2 separate regions of the Homo sapiens genome follow, and region 1 is linked to region 2. Evidence: chromatin contacts called from ENCODE Hi-C or POLR2A ChIA-PET data. All regions are on one chromosome and are shown on one strand. Each heading gives the region's core, a stretch centred on a gene start or an enhancer-like site at or near the end of the contact. The rest is flanking DNA. Distances are from core to core; before and after follow the strand shown.

The links. Hi-C counts contacts between places; a loop is a spot of excess contacts on that map. ChIA-PET counts read pairs that join two places held with the same protein, here RNA polymerase II (POLR2A). Pooled maps may share reads with other maps.
Region 1: a loop to region 2 is called in a map of ascending aorta, with 2.4 times the contacts of the local background. The contact joins two enhancer-like sites. A Hi-C loop is called at or near these places in 1 of 168 maps with a recorded cell type or tissue (ascending aorta) and 2 of 50 pooled maps. POLR2A ChIA-PET finds 5 or more read pairs at or near these places in 1 of 52 experiments (HEK293T).

Annotation. Positions count from the first base shown.
Region 1 is chr13:94,167,700-94,174,414 of GRCh38, reverse strand. All of the region lies in intron 4 of GPC6 (glypican 6), which reads right to left. The region is part of intron 3 of GPC6-AS1 (GPC6 antisense RNA 1); the gene reads left to right. Among named protein-coding and RNA genes, the nearest start is that of GPC6-AS1, 17 kb to the left of the region's middle. Within about 2 kb of position 4,019, at least 4 of the 41 ENCODE cell types and tissues checked have a DNase peak (open chromatin) inside an H3K27ac peak, as active enhancers do.
Region 2 is chr13:93,247,204-93,253,639 of GRCh38, reverse strand. The region is part of intron 1 of GPC6 (glypican 6); the gene reads right to left. Among named protein-coding and RNA genes, the nearest start is that of GPC6, 24 kb to the right of the region's middle. RefSeq lists enhancers at 4,415-4,914, 4,915-5,416. Within about 2 kb of position 3,944, at least 7 of the 41 ENCODE cell types and tissues checked have a DNase peak (open chromatin) inside an H3K27ac peak, as active enhancers do.

The DNA.
Region 1 (6,715 bases), core at 2,770-5,269, 920 kb before region 2:
TGAATGTTTTTCATTTCCCCATTGTGTCCTCTAACTCCATTGATTTACCCTATTTGATATTTCTTCATTATTCTAAAATTCACTTGGCTGCTGTTCAACATTCTTATTTTTTCCCCTTTTGGTTGTCCCTGTGTCCTAATTAAACCTAACTAGGTTATAAGAACTCTTGCACAGAGGTTCACTAACCCATGCATTTGAATTGCATTGGATGGATTACTCAAGCTTTGCCAAAGATTGATTTCTTTCTAGCTTTCTCTTTTTCATGGTGCAAAATTTAGTAATCTTGTGCCCTGCCTGCCAACCTACAGTAGTACATGATTTATTCATTTTTGTCACTTATTTCCAGAGAGCTAAAATCATATGTAACTAGTAGCCTCTTTTATTAGCAAAAATGAAAAGTAATAAGAAGATATCAATGGAGTAGGCTATTGCCATAGTTGGTAATCAAGATGATAATCAAAGATTAAGCCTGCTTCCTTTAAAGAATTCCTGAGCACTTTGCAATTACGTTACCACAGATCCTCTTAACATTGCTGCAGTAATTGGAAAACTACTAAACATTTGTTACAGATAGAAGAGAGCAACAGAAAGTACATGAGCTTTCTAAGTTTCCCTCAGCTTATCAACAGCCTGTAGAAGAAGCAGGATATTCAGATGGGGAATCAAAACATGCTTTTAAATCTCAGTTCAAATAGAAAAATAAGTGACTGGAACTAGTGATGTTCTCAAAATCTCAACTTGAGTTCGGGCTCCACCTTGAGGTGTGCTAGCTTGGGCATACACTGAAACCTAAATATTTATATTTCTAGAACTGGAAAATCACTACCTCTCCTTTATACCAACATGTCTGGGAATGAATCAGCTTGGAAAACACTTGTAAGTGCTCCCTTGAGGTCATCTTTTTCACAGAATCAAATATTTTAGGGTTTGAAGGAATTCTCGAAGTCACCAATCCAACCACCCAACTGATACTTGAATCATCTCCACAACATTCTAAACTCCTGTGACCACCAACTCCATCTGTACACGTCCTAACCAGGAAGCCATCTTATCCTTGGTTCGAACTGTACCAAAGAGCTATGCTGAATAGTAAGCTCTTCAAATATTTGAACATGGCTTGTGTGTACCCCTGAGTCTTCTTTTCTTGAGTCAAACATAGCAATTTCTTGTGCCATTCTTTATATAGTGTAGTTTCAAGTCCCCAGCCAGACCTGGTCACTCTCTTCAGTTTCCATGAGCTTCAACAGTCTTTCATTCCTTAAAAATGTGGGGGCAGAAAACTAAACAAAGTCTTCCAGTTGTGGACTGATCTGCACAGAATGAAGCTGAAGTATCCCTTTCCTCATTCAAGATATTGGTGCAGTCTCAGAATTTGTTTTTCTAGTCAACACATCTCATTGTTGGCTAATGAGAGCTTATCCTCTAACCAAGGTCAAGTCCTTCTCAACCACTGCTCCGTACTCATGTGTGCCCCTTATAGATACTATGAGTTGACAGCCTCTATCAGACCATTGCCCAGGAACAGTCATTGGCAGTGTCTATCTGAACTTTACTCAGCTCAAGCCTTTTTGCCTGAACATACTGTCTCTCATGCCTTGATTAAGAGCTCCGTAGGCCTATATATATGTTAAGAGGCTTAGAAATGCACGTAACTTGGTCATTTATGTAAGAGTGTACATAAGTCCATTTGTTCAGCTTCTAAAACTAAGATGGTTTTTCCTAAAAGCAAGATTTATTGACATTTTAATGTAAAGAGCCAGAGAGCAATATTTTCTGTTTTGTGGGACACATGTTCTATGTCACAAGCACTCAGCTCTTGGGAAAGGACCCATAGAGAATATGTTAATGAATAAGTATGGCTGAGTTTCAAGAAAACTTTATTTACCAAAGCAAGTATCAGGCAGAATTTAGCTGATGGCTATAATTTGTTGACCTCTGCTTTAGAGTATCTGAAAACATTTTGTGATTATCATTTTTTCATTATCTTTAAACATTACCATGAAAATGGTAAGCTATTAATTATATTTTACAGATAGAGAAATTTAATAATATACTGAATAAGATCACTCGATCATCTCGTAAGAGCAGTTAATATGTACTATTGAGATAATCTCTCAAATCATCTCCCTTCTCACCATATGGAATCTATGAGATACGCATTTTTATTTGGGAAAAAAAAAAGATTTCAGTGATATCTTACTTGTTTTTTTTGTCTTCTGGTGGGTAGGTTCCTCAGGTAGATTTGATTATAATGATTCCATAACACTACAATCTAAGAAAACCTTCTTTAATCATTGCCCCTGTGCCTGAGGGCAAGTTGCTGCTGCTAGGACTCTGTGTGTGCAATTTGGGGGGCATTTAAACAATGCTCACTGTCTTTCCAAACTATTCATCCAAATACCTGGCCTCCTAAAAAAAAATTGAAAATGCTCATCAATTCCACGTTTTCAGCACTTAACACAATTGTTTATGGGCTTCACTCCTGTACAGCTAGTACACCTTCCATATGGAGCTTCTGCCACGGGACTTTGTAGTTTCATGGTTTTTGCACTTTGGGGTAACAGAGGGGATTCCTTCCTTCCAGATCACTGTCATTTTAAGAATCAAGTAGAGGCTCACTGAAGCACGCAGTTGTGCTTTTCATACTAATCTGCAGCTACATGCCATGAAAAGTGTTAGGAAATCTGAGATGATAAACTAGGGCCTCAAGAAACTCAAGCTGGTAACAACTAAAATGCAGGGAAAGGACAAATGTCTTGGTTTTACCCCCTAGCAAAATCCCTTTTTACAATTCAGGCATCTCTTATCATGAATATACTTTGGAATTTTCCATTCTCCCTAGAGTTCCCTTCCTTAGCATTTTAGTCTAGGAGGCATTTGTTCTTTTGAATGTCATGCAGTGTGACAAATTAGTTCCCTTACTTTTACTGAAGCACTTAATAAGCTGCTTCGCTTATGCACCCTTACTCTTCCCAGGTGTTCTCATAGTCAAAATGTAACAGCCTTCTGTTTTTCCTGAAAAGTCTCCTAATGTTTCATTTGAGAACATCCAGAAAACAGAGGTAAAATAAATGACATAAACATACCATAAAAAGTAGGTCTAAAATCTATGTTGCGCTGGCTGTGTTTTCAATGGTCTTGCGTGTAAGGGTAAATTTGCTATAGGATGAGAAATTCAGTCTTACTGATTTATTGAGACCATCAGTAGCAGAATCAGTACTTCAGTAGCAGAATCAGTACTGTTAGGTCCCAATGGTGGTGAAGGGCCTTTCTGCATGACCAAAGAGGCTAACAGGTTGTACACTTGGGCTTCTGCAAACCCAACCATACTCAGGTGAAAAGAATCAAAGACAATGAAATAACACTCAGCTAAATTAAAAAGGCACACTTATTTTCACAGGGACTACACAAATAAGCAACTAAAGAGCCAACGTCTTAAGAAACTGAGCCTCCAAACATTAAGAACATCCTAGATTTATTTCCTCGCACTCTGGACATGGAGTAGGCAGAAAACAACACAATCCCAGAGAAAGCCTGTAAGTCCCACTCTTTTCAATTCTCCACTCCCAGGATCTTTGTTAAATGGCCCAAATTAAACATGATGGCTCAAATGCCCTCACAAGAGAGTTGTTACAATCTACCTAAGCAAATTCAATTTACTGAAAACTCTCATGGCTTTATTCCCATTCTCTTCAGCATTTGCAAACACTTTGATAGTTTTCAGTCTGGCATTTTCCATGAGTTTCAAATTTGAAAACGTGAAAATCCAGTCTGATTTTGAGGATAGCAAAGAGTTAATACTTATGGGGAAAAGTCAGTGCCCAAAAGGAATGAACTACATTCCCTTTTCAATTTCTCTGCCTTCTGGCTAACTTTCCAAACAGATTTAATCACTCTCAGTATGTCACCATCAGAATCTCTCCCCAATGGCCAGCACACAGCGGCTACTGGGCTCTGAGACTGCCAGGCAGCCAGCAGCCACCTCACAACCTCACCACTCAGCCCAACCAGCTCAGTCCCTCTGGCACCCTTCGGAGGCTGAGTTACTGGCATGAATACTTTCAGAAAGCCCAAGTTAGCACGGGGCCATTTCAATGAAATTAGTGGTGAAAACCATCAAGCATGAGAATTTGATTTCCATCCAAGGAACATAGGTTGATTTTTATCTGCTCTTCCTTGGCATCAGAAAAAGAGGCTAGGATTTCAATAACTGCTGATGCCATTGCTTGTGTGTTGCTTTCTGGTTGAGGATCACGTGCCTGTCTGTGTTTTCTTTCAGAGCACTCATTATTTCTTGTGCTTTTAGGGGCAGCAATTCTAGTTTCCAGAAATTAGCATTTCCTTTTCTTGCCTCCAACAGTAGCAGTGCCAAAGGAAAGCTCTTTTAATCAACTCTGTGCCACAAAATAAGTTGAAACTGTGACAGGTGAAAGTTCATCCCCAGAGGTCCCGCCTGCCCAACTTCCAGTCTTCACTTCTCATCCAACTTCCCTTCACTCTAAAGCAAAAGTTCATTTTTTTTCATTTTCTCTGGAACTGAGAAAATAGGAAGATGCTGGAGTAGGACTCTCCAGCAACATCAAAGTGGGCTCAGCACATAAGGCTCCTGCAGCCACGTGTTCTCTCTGTGACGTTCTCTGTGGATCTCCAGGGAGTGTGAATCTGATTCAAAAACCAGGACCCTTAGCCCAATCAACCACTCTCCCAATGGCATGTTTCTCAGGATCCCGCAAGGGATACAAAGGATTCATTCCTTTGTAGCAGTGCTTTCTAATATGCCTTTGTAATTTGTTGTGGAAGAGTCAGTCACATCTCTATGCTCTTTGCATCTGTTTATTTCTGGCTCGGTATGTTTTCTGGCCTTATTAAGTATTCACAGAGACACAATAACTGTCCTTTTAATCTTCCAGAAGTTAACCCTCTAACCCTCTGAGTTCTAGTATTTTAAGATTTTAGTATTGGCTTTCTCCATCTCTTGTATATCTTTCGGCATTCTAAATACCACCCCTGATTACTGTACTTTCAGAGTGACAGTGTTTTGGAGGTGCAGAGTACTTTAAAGTATTTAAAATCCTTTGCCTGCCTCTTTCCTGCCAAGATCAATTTGTGATCTCACTCTGCGTTCATTTTCCAAGGCTGAGGTATTTCATTTTTCTGCACCACAAATGAGATATTGAAAATTATTGCAACTGCATCAACAGAGGAAATCATTTCTTGAAAGCTGTTGCTTTTCTTTTAAAAGTGATATTGCAAACGTTGTTTCCTATCCTGTAGTAAATAAGCTTGTCAAAAAGGTAAACTTGCTCAAGCCTTCATGAAAGACAAAACTACAATTTAATTGTGTAATAATTTAAAGTCTGCCTTCCTTAATAGCGGCTCCCACTTGCCTAAGCCTCTTACGAAACTGTTGTCATAAGTGGAACTTACCCTGGTCCAACTTCTATCCCCACGCCCACGGAGGGTAATGCCTTCCGGCATTAACTTTGCATTATTTTACCATATGGAGACACATAACATTCCAGTCTTCACCAGGGCCTACTTACCCACAGCACCCAGGGCCCACGAAAGTGTTTTCACTTTAATCTTTTAAAATCAGAATAAAAAATGAATATAATAATTAATGTAAAATCATGAATCCCATCTATATTCGCCTTTACTCCAATTCAGTTGTAAAATATAATTATATATAATATATATTTTATATATATTTATAAATATATAAATGCATATACAAATATGTATTTATAATATATGGACATATAAATAAATATGTAGATAAAATATAATAAATATATATACTTTTTTCTTTCATGGAGGAAGGTGCCCATGAAGGCAAAAGTGCCCAGGGCCCATGAAAGTCATAATGTGGCTCTGGCCCGAAAAGATTTACTTATTAGGTAGGTCCAGAATATGCTGGGAACTTAGCACTACTTGGAAGACATAAAAATGTTATTAGGGGAATGATGATATTGTTTCATTTATGGTCTCCTCCCTGGCCCCCAACATTACGGGCTCCACCCCCACCTGGACTGTTTCCCTCAAGCTGTCTTCTCCCTGCTTTAACAGCCAACAAATCTATGCGTGAGCACGCTGACCTAAAGACAGCCAAATAGAATCTCCGAGATAGCAGAGAGTGATAAGCCTCCATCCAGTATCACAGAAGGGGCACAATATATGTTTATAGAATGCAAGAATGACGTTGTCATAGAATGTAAAGAGGGCAGGTTTTGGAGCCAGAGGGACCCAAGTACAACGTTTGGCTCTGTCATTTACTGGCTGAGTTGTCTTGGTCAAATCACTTAATCTTCTGAACATCCTATGACAACCAGTGATGATAATGCCTATCTCGCAAGTTGCTGTAAGGCTGGAAGATAATTTATGTACAAACACTTACTATAGCTAAATATTATATAAGCATTTTATGTGTAACCTATGATATAGTGAGAATAAATAAAACTGTTATGGAATAGATAACAACTGACAGTAAAATAAAAGGTATTGAATAAGCAATTGGCATTACTATTATTAGTCAACTTCTTCACTCAAATTTTGAATGGGTATTTCCTGTTTATAAGACTTAAGATATAGAACTCCTCTGTAGTTTACAAAGCCCTTTAAATATGACAGATAGTCTTCTGTTACCTTCCTCTTCCTCTTCCCTCATACCCGCTATTTTGCTCTAGCAAGACTTGCAGCTCCTCAAATCTTCCAGCCC
Region 2 (6,436 bases), core at 2,695-5,194:
TGTATCAGAGCACTCGGTTTTTCTTCTCATCCCCCACCTCCCAGCCATGGTTACCTTCACCTGTCCTCCTTTAGGCTCCCAGCAGGTTTATCCCTCCACTCCCCACATCATACTGAAATTAATCACCTGTAAGTCAATCTTCAATGCTCTATGTGTACCTTAAGGGCAGGGAAAATGTGGATGCTATTCTTTTAGTCAAGTGATTAAAAATAAATTGTTTCTGACCTGCACTGATACAGGTAAGAGAGCCTAAGTAGGCAACAGCTTAAAATGGAATCCACAAAATTACAAGTGGTTTCTATGTACATTCCAGAAGCACAATTTATTATTCAAAGCCTCCATCATAAATAGATCATTCAAAAGGCAGTACAATTTGATTGCTTTATCCCTAGGCCTGACTTTTTAAACTAAATTTCCTCTATATCAACTTCTTTATCTCCCAGGAAATGTCACTGCCATTTAAAGTACTCTTTATGTTTAACTTCTCTAATCTTTTCAGGTATTTGAAAATTGCTGTCAGTGATAGCTAAAATATGCCATGTTTTGAAAAAACATTTTGATAGACATATACCTATATAAAACAGAGCTTCATTGGGAGAAATGTTATGCTTTAAAACAATATAAAGGCAACAAAATGCATGTTCCACACAATAAACTCTGGTGGTCTATACTTTTGCAAACTGATTTCCATTGGCTTAAGCCAATATAGCTTATCAGCTGCAATCTTTCAAAGAAAATATAAGGGTGTCTCTACATTACACAATTTAATTTTGATCTTACTGAAAGTTGTCTGGAAGGTATGCCTGGTAAGAAAACAAAACAAAAGCAAAGTTTAAAAAATTCCTTTATATTTCCAACCAAGGAGTATTTAATTATTTATTGAGTACCTACTGTGTTCAAGCACTGTGCTCCAGGGAATAAAAATATGTGTTAGAATGACCTCTGACATCTTAGAGGCAATTTGAGAAACAAAAACTAAGTCCCTCATTTTAAATGATACAAGAAAATATAAGAGTAGAAGTGGATTAGTTACCTAATAAAGAGACAAACACTATACAAGCTTGGCAAAGGTGAAAACAGGAACCAAGAGGCTTAGGGCAAATGAATTTAAAAGGGATTTTGAAGGGAGTTTGAAGAGAACTTTCAACAGGGTTGGATTTTACTTGGTGGATAAAAGCAGGGAAGACATCAGCATTGTCACGAGTGTGCACAAATCAAATTAGTCAGGAAGAAAAGTAAGTGTATTGGAAAAATCTTTTATCAGATGGAAATTTCTAGAAGGCAAATGCCTAGAAGTAAGTTAGAAAAATAGTTTGAGTTATTGAATGTCAAACCATGTTTGAAATGTATTCTCAAACCCCTGGGGGGAAAAAAAAGGGAACTGCTGATAGTTGAAGTCTTAAATTTTAAGACAGTGGTTCTCAAAGTGTGGTCCAGAGAACACCAGCACCTGCATTTCCTGGGAGCTTGTTAGAAACACAATTTGGGCTCCATCTCAGATCTACTGAATCAAAAACTCTCAGGGTGGGGCCCACCTGTTTAGGTTTGAATAAGACTTTTGGATGATTCTGGTGCACATTCAAGTTTGAGAACCACTGGTTTCAACAAATCGAAATAATCAAAGCAACTTATCAAACAGATCATTCTCCTGATGGTAAAAACAACAAACAGAAACCTGTGAAAAATGAGATGAGAGAGATGTTTCAGTGCCATTTCCAACTAGAAGACCAAAAAAAGAAAGTAAATGTTTTTAAAGATTTGCTGTTTGACATTTAACAGCATTTCAAGATCACCTTTTAAAGTTCTATTAGAGCTTCTCTCTTCAGAGCTCATCATAAAAAGAAATTAAAATGACTAAGTCTAGAGTGGGGATTACAGCCTCCTACATTTTCTCCCTGTTGCTGAACAAGGAATAGGAAGATTTCTTATCACCACATGTCATGAAGGAATGGGGAAAAGGAGAACTAACATTTATTTTGAGACTTCTCTCTGTATAGATAGGAAACCAGAGTTGAAAAGGTAAGAAAACTTTAACCAATTTGCAAGCATGAGACAAGGAATTAAGTCCTTTTGCTTCTATATAGTAGTATCTGCAAGGAATCCCAAAGATTCCTATGTAAATAAAAAGTTCATATTATTTCCAATTTACTTGATGCTCAAGAGATTCTTTGAAAGTTTTCATATTGTTTATGTAATGGGTATAATGTTTTACAAATACTTTAAAAACAGATTCCATTCTGTTTGCTCCTTAAATCATTTATTTCCTTATAGGTTTCCACCTCTAAGGGCATGAGGGTCTGTTACATCATCTCTTTAGTAGGCAGAAGTCTCTAAATGTGGCAGAAGGGCTTGAATTCCAGTCAGAAAGAGAAAGAGATAGCAAACCCATCCCTGCCCAAGGGGTCTGTGCAAAGGAAGGAGGTGGAAGAATGGTAATGGTTTGCCAAGTCACCCAGTGATACGGCTTGGCTATGTCCCCACCCAAATCTCATCTTGAATTGTAGCTCCCATCATTCCCTCAGGTTGTAGAGGGACCCAGTGGGAGATAACTGAATCATGGGGATGGTTTCCTCCATACTGTTTTGTGGTAGTGAATAAGTCTCACGAGATCTGATGGTTTTATAAGAGCAAACCCCTTTCGCTTGGCTCTCATTCTCTTCTCTTGACTGCTGCCATGTGAGACGTGTCTTTCACCCTCCACCATGATTGTGAGGCCTCCCCAGCCATGTGGAACTGTGAGTTCATTAAACCTCTTTCTTTTGTAAATTGCCCAGTCTTGGATATGTCTTTATCAGCAGTGTGAAAACAAACTAATACACCCAGTTTCTCTCTGAGCTTTGCCTCAATGCTGGGAAGCCAAAGGGAAGCAGGATGTGGGGCCCAAATTCTGCCTAGGATTCTGTGAAGAGATTGCCTGGTGGGCTACCTGGACCAACTTTAGGGTCAACTTTGGGGCACAGAGTACTCAGAGGGAGAGCTACACCCCTCACCTGGGTAGCACTGGTCTGGCTCAGCAATCCCTAGAGCCCTCCTGGGAAGAACTCAGAAAGCAGCGGAGTTGCAAACCAGAGGCTTGTCATGGTCCCCCCATGCCAAGTGATCAAGGCTGGAGGTGGGCCAGAGGCCAGTTGAGTGACAAACCAGTGACTCAGGAGGTCTTCATGCCCAGAAAGGCCAATGTGAGGGTGAATACCAAAGGAAGGGGACTAGTTACCCGGTCCTTCCCAACTTGAATAAGAGCAGATCACAAAGTATACCACCCCCAGATATGCAGGCCAGCAGGGCCCTGGAAATGGGCAGAGCCCTAGGACCCTCAGTTTTCTTTCGTGAGAAAGAGTCACTCCTTTATCACTCCGCAATCTAAGAGATTTATTTCCTCCTCTACTCTGTGTTAATTGACAAGCATGTGTACAGCCTTTCGTACTTGTCAGATACTATTCTAAGAGCTTTAGAAGTGTTCATTCGTGTAGCACAATCCCAGTGATGAGAGATAGGAATTGCTATTACCCCTGTTTACAGATGGAAAAATCAAGGCACAGAGAGGTTCAGAAAAGGCTAAGTAGAGGAGCCAGGAGTCAAAGCCACTGCACCACAGCAAGTATCCCACTTGATTGACTGTCAGCTAGAAAGGCAAAACTGATCAGACTACATTTTCAACTAGATCAGACTAAAATGTTTTCTCCTGTTACCCATCAAGTGGGAGCTCCTGCGGAAAACTACACAGGTTATATGAGCAAGAAGAGAAGGAGAAGGAGAAACCAAGAGGTGGAGGAAAAAGGAACTATATGCCTTTTACATCAGAGTTGCAACATATGTATATTTTCAATTCAAAAATGGTGGCAGCTCACAACTTCCCAAAGGTCCTTCCAAAAGCTTGTAAAATGAGCCATTTCCTGGAGTGAGGAATGATGACTCACCCGCATGGCTGTTTTTCTCTTACCTCTGCTAGTTACCACTGGAAAGTGGAAATATGAGGCGCTGCTTGGACCAAAGTGAAATCAAAAGACATACTATTTCTCTAGTTTTTAAAATGGAAAAACCTCCAATTTGACAAGGGCTCTTCAGTTATGTTTAACATTTTTTTCCCAAAAGTCCACAAGACTGAAATGCCAACCTCTTTCAACAGACCAAACCTTTTAAAGGCCTTCATGTTCCCTATGCAGGAAGCCCATAGCTGCCTATAAGGCAAACATTTCACAACCCTTACCAACAGAGGACGAAACTAAACACTCAGAACAACAGAAAGGGAAGCCAAAGGCAGAAAGGATACAATTCTAAATGTTAAATGTGTTATTTTCAGAAATACACAGCAATTTTTAGGATTAAAATCAATCAATTTAAAGTATAAGGAGTTTCAGAGGTTTCACAGGGTTCCATTAATTATTTTCCCTGATGCGATATTACCAAATGGGGGCCCCTATTAATGGTGAAAATACGTCCTCAGTGATCTCAGTTCCTGATGGGTGGTAATATAGGACAGACAGCTCAGTAAGGTGGTAGGTTTATGGCACTGATAATACTTTCTATTTATCTGAAATTTGTTTCAGTTTTTCAAATCTAACATGCCAGTGAATAGGTCCTAGGATATGGTGTTGGTACAATGTCTGTAAACAATGATTCTTTCAGGGAGGGGAAAAAAGAACAGTGCTTTCAATGTTCAGTATCCTTTACATCTGCTGCTCAGCTGGAAACACTGTTAAAAGGCCATTAGAACCTTAAGGTAACAGGCCTCGAATGCTATGAAAGCCATGGAGCAATTTGCTGTTTGTGTTAGGCGTATCAGCTCCAGCCACTTCCTTTTCATGGGCTGAAAACAGCTTCTGTCATGAGCCGTGAAAATCAATTCCACAGTAACCAGGCTGAAATGCGGTTGAAGGTGGTGCACCTACAGGCTGGCGCTGTGCAGCAGAGCCTCCTTCTGGGCATCCGTGGCACCTTCCAGAAGTTTCAGGCAGCGGCTCCCAGCAGTGCCCGGGAGGTAATGAGCAGCTCAGTACTTCCAGGAACCTTCAGGCTTATGGCTTAGGACACTGGTCCTCTCTTATACTTAATTAGGTTAAAATAGAAATTGTCACCCTGAATGAAGATAGCTGTAGGAAGTGTCGTACTGGGAAAAAGCCTGCTCTTGCTTATTTGTATTCCATTTTTCCTGATTATAGTAATTGTGACAGAGGCTCACTTAAAAAAGAAAAAAAAAAAAAACACTTTTTGTGGGCCTTTTAAAGTACAGAACATTTTTAGACTTTTTTTTTTTCAAACATAAGATCATACTTTTGAAAATATATCCTTTAGGGGACTAAGCAGTTTTGTCAAGACTGTGCTTTTTAAAATCATGGCTAGAAAGGTTAAAACTCATTTTTAAATATGCTACAGGTTTTTCTGTTCTAGGAAATTGTTATTCCAGTTGTAAAAATCAACCTTGGTTATCACATAGAATTAAGCTCATTCTAACCTATATTTCTATATATAGTCAACCCTTTGTTATACTGGAAACCTTTGTATACACTGCTAAGCATGTTCTGAGTAAGAATAAATTGGCACTCCTAAATCACAGCAACCAGCTTATGTGTATACATATAACTTCTTGTAATATTATCTCATCATCAATAGCCCAGGCCGAGTAACTGATTCAGTTAATTAGTTAAATTTTGTGTTAACAACAAAATGGAAAAAATATAATTTCATGTTTTTTGGTCTGAATATCTGATGCACCTAACTTGTTTTAACTGAAATTTAAGTGTGATTACTCCATACATATTTTGTTGACTAAAACAGAAAAATATACAATTTTTATGTCTTTTGCACAAAATACATAATGAAGATCTCTTAGTGATTCTAAGACATTTCCAAGTTATATTTTAAAGAGGGGAAGGTGGTAATTGAAAATAGATTATTCATAATAGGTGTGTTGTTGATGACATATGATTTGCCATTTGTAAGGTATTTTATATTCAATTGAAACTGACCTTTTATGAGGGCCATGTGGTAATATAAGTGAAATGAATATATTCTTTATTGCGGTCATATAAAAAGATTGGCCTAAGCTTTTAACATAATGCTTGACCTGATATCTAATATCCCCAAGTCTGTGAAAGAATATTGAATAAGATACCATATCATGAAATGAGTAGTAAAAGCATAATAAAATCCTTTCACACATTAGCACTTGATAATGTAAAAGTAACAGTAAACTAAGATTCTCAAGTTCAAGGCAAATATAGTTGGAGGAGAAGCTAATAATGGATCACCACATAGGAGTGTCCAGCAATCCTGCATTTTCAGATTGTTAGTACTTTAGAATTACAAGTTCCCATTTTCAAAATAGCAATCCTAAACTCTGCAAAAACATTTGTTAGGCCAACAGAAAACAGAGGTCAAAGATAATCTTAATTTGTTTATTGGTGATTTTTAATATAGCTTGTAGGTATCTAAAAGC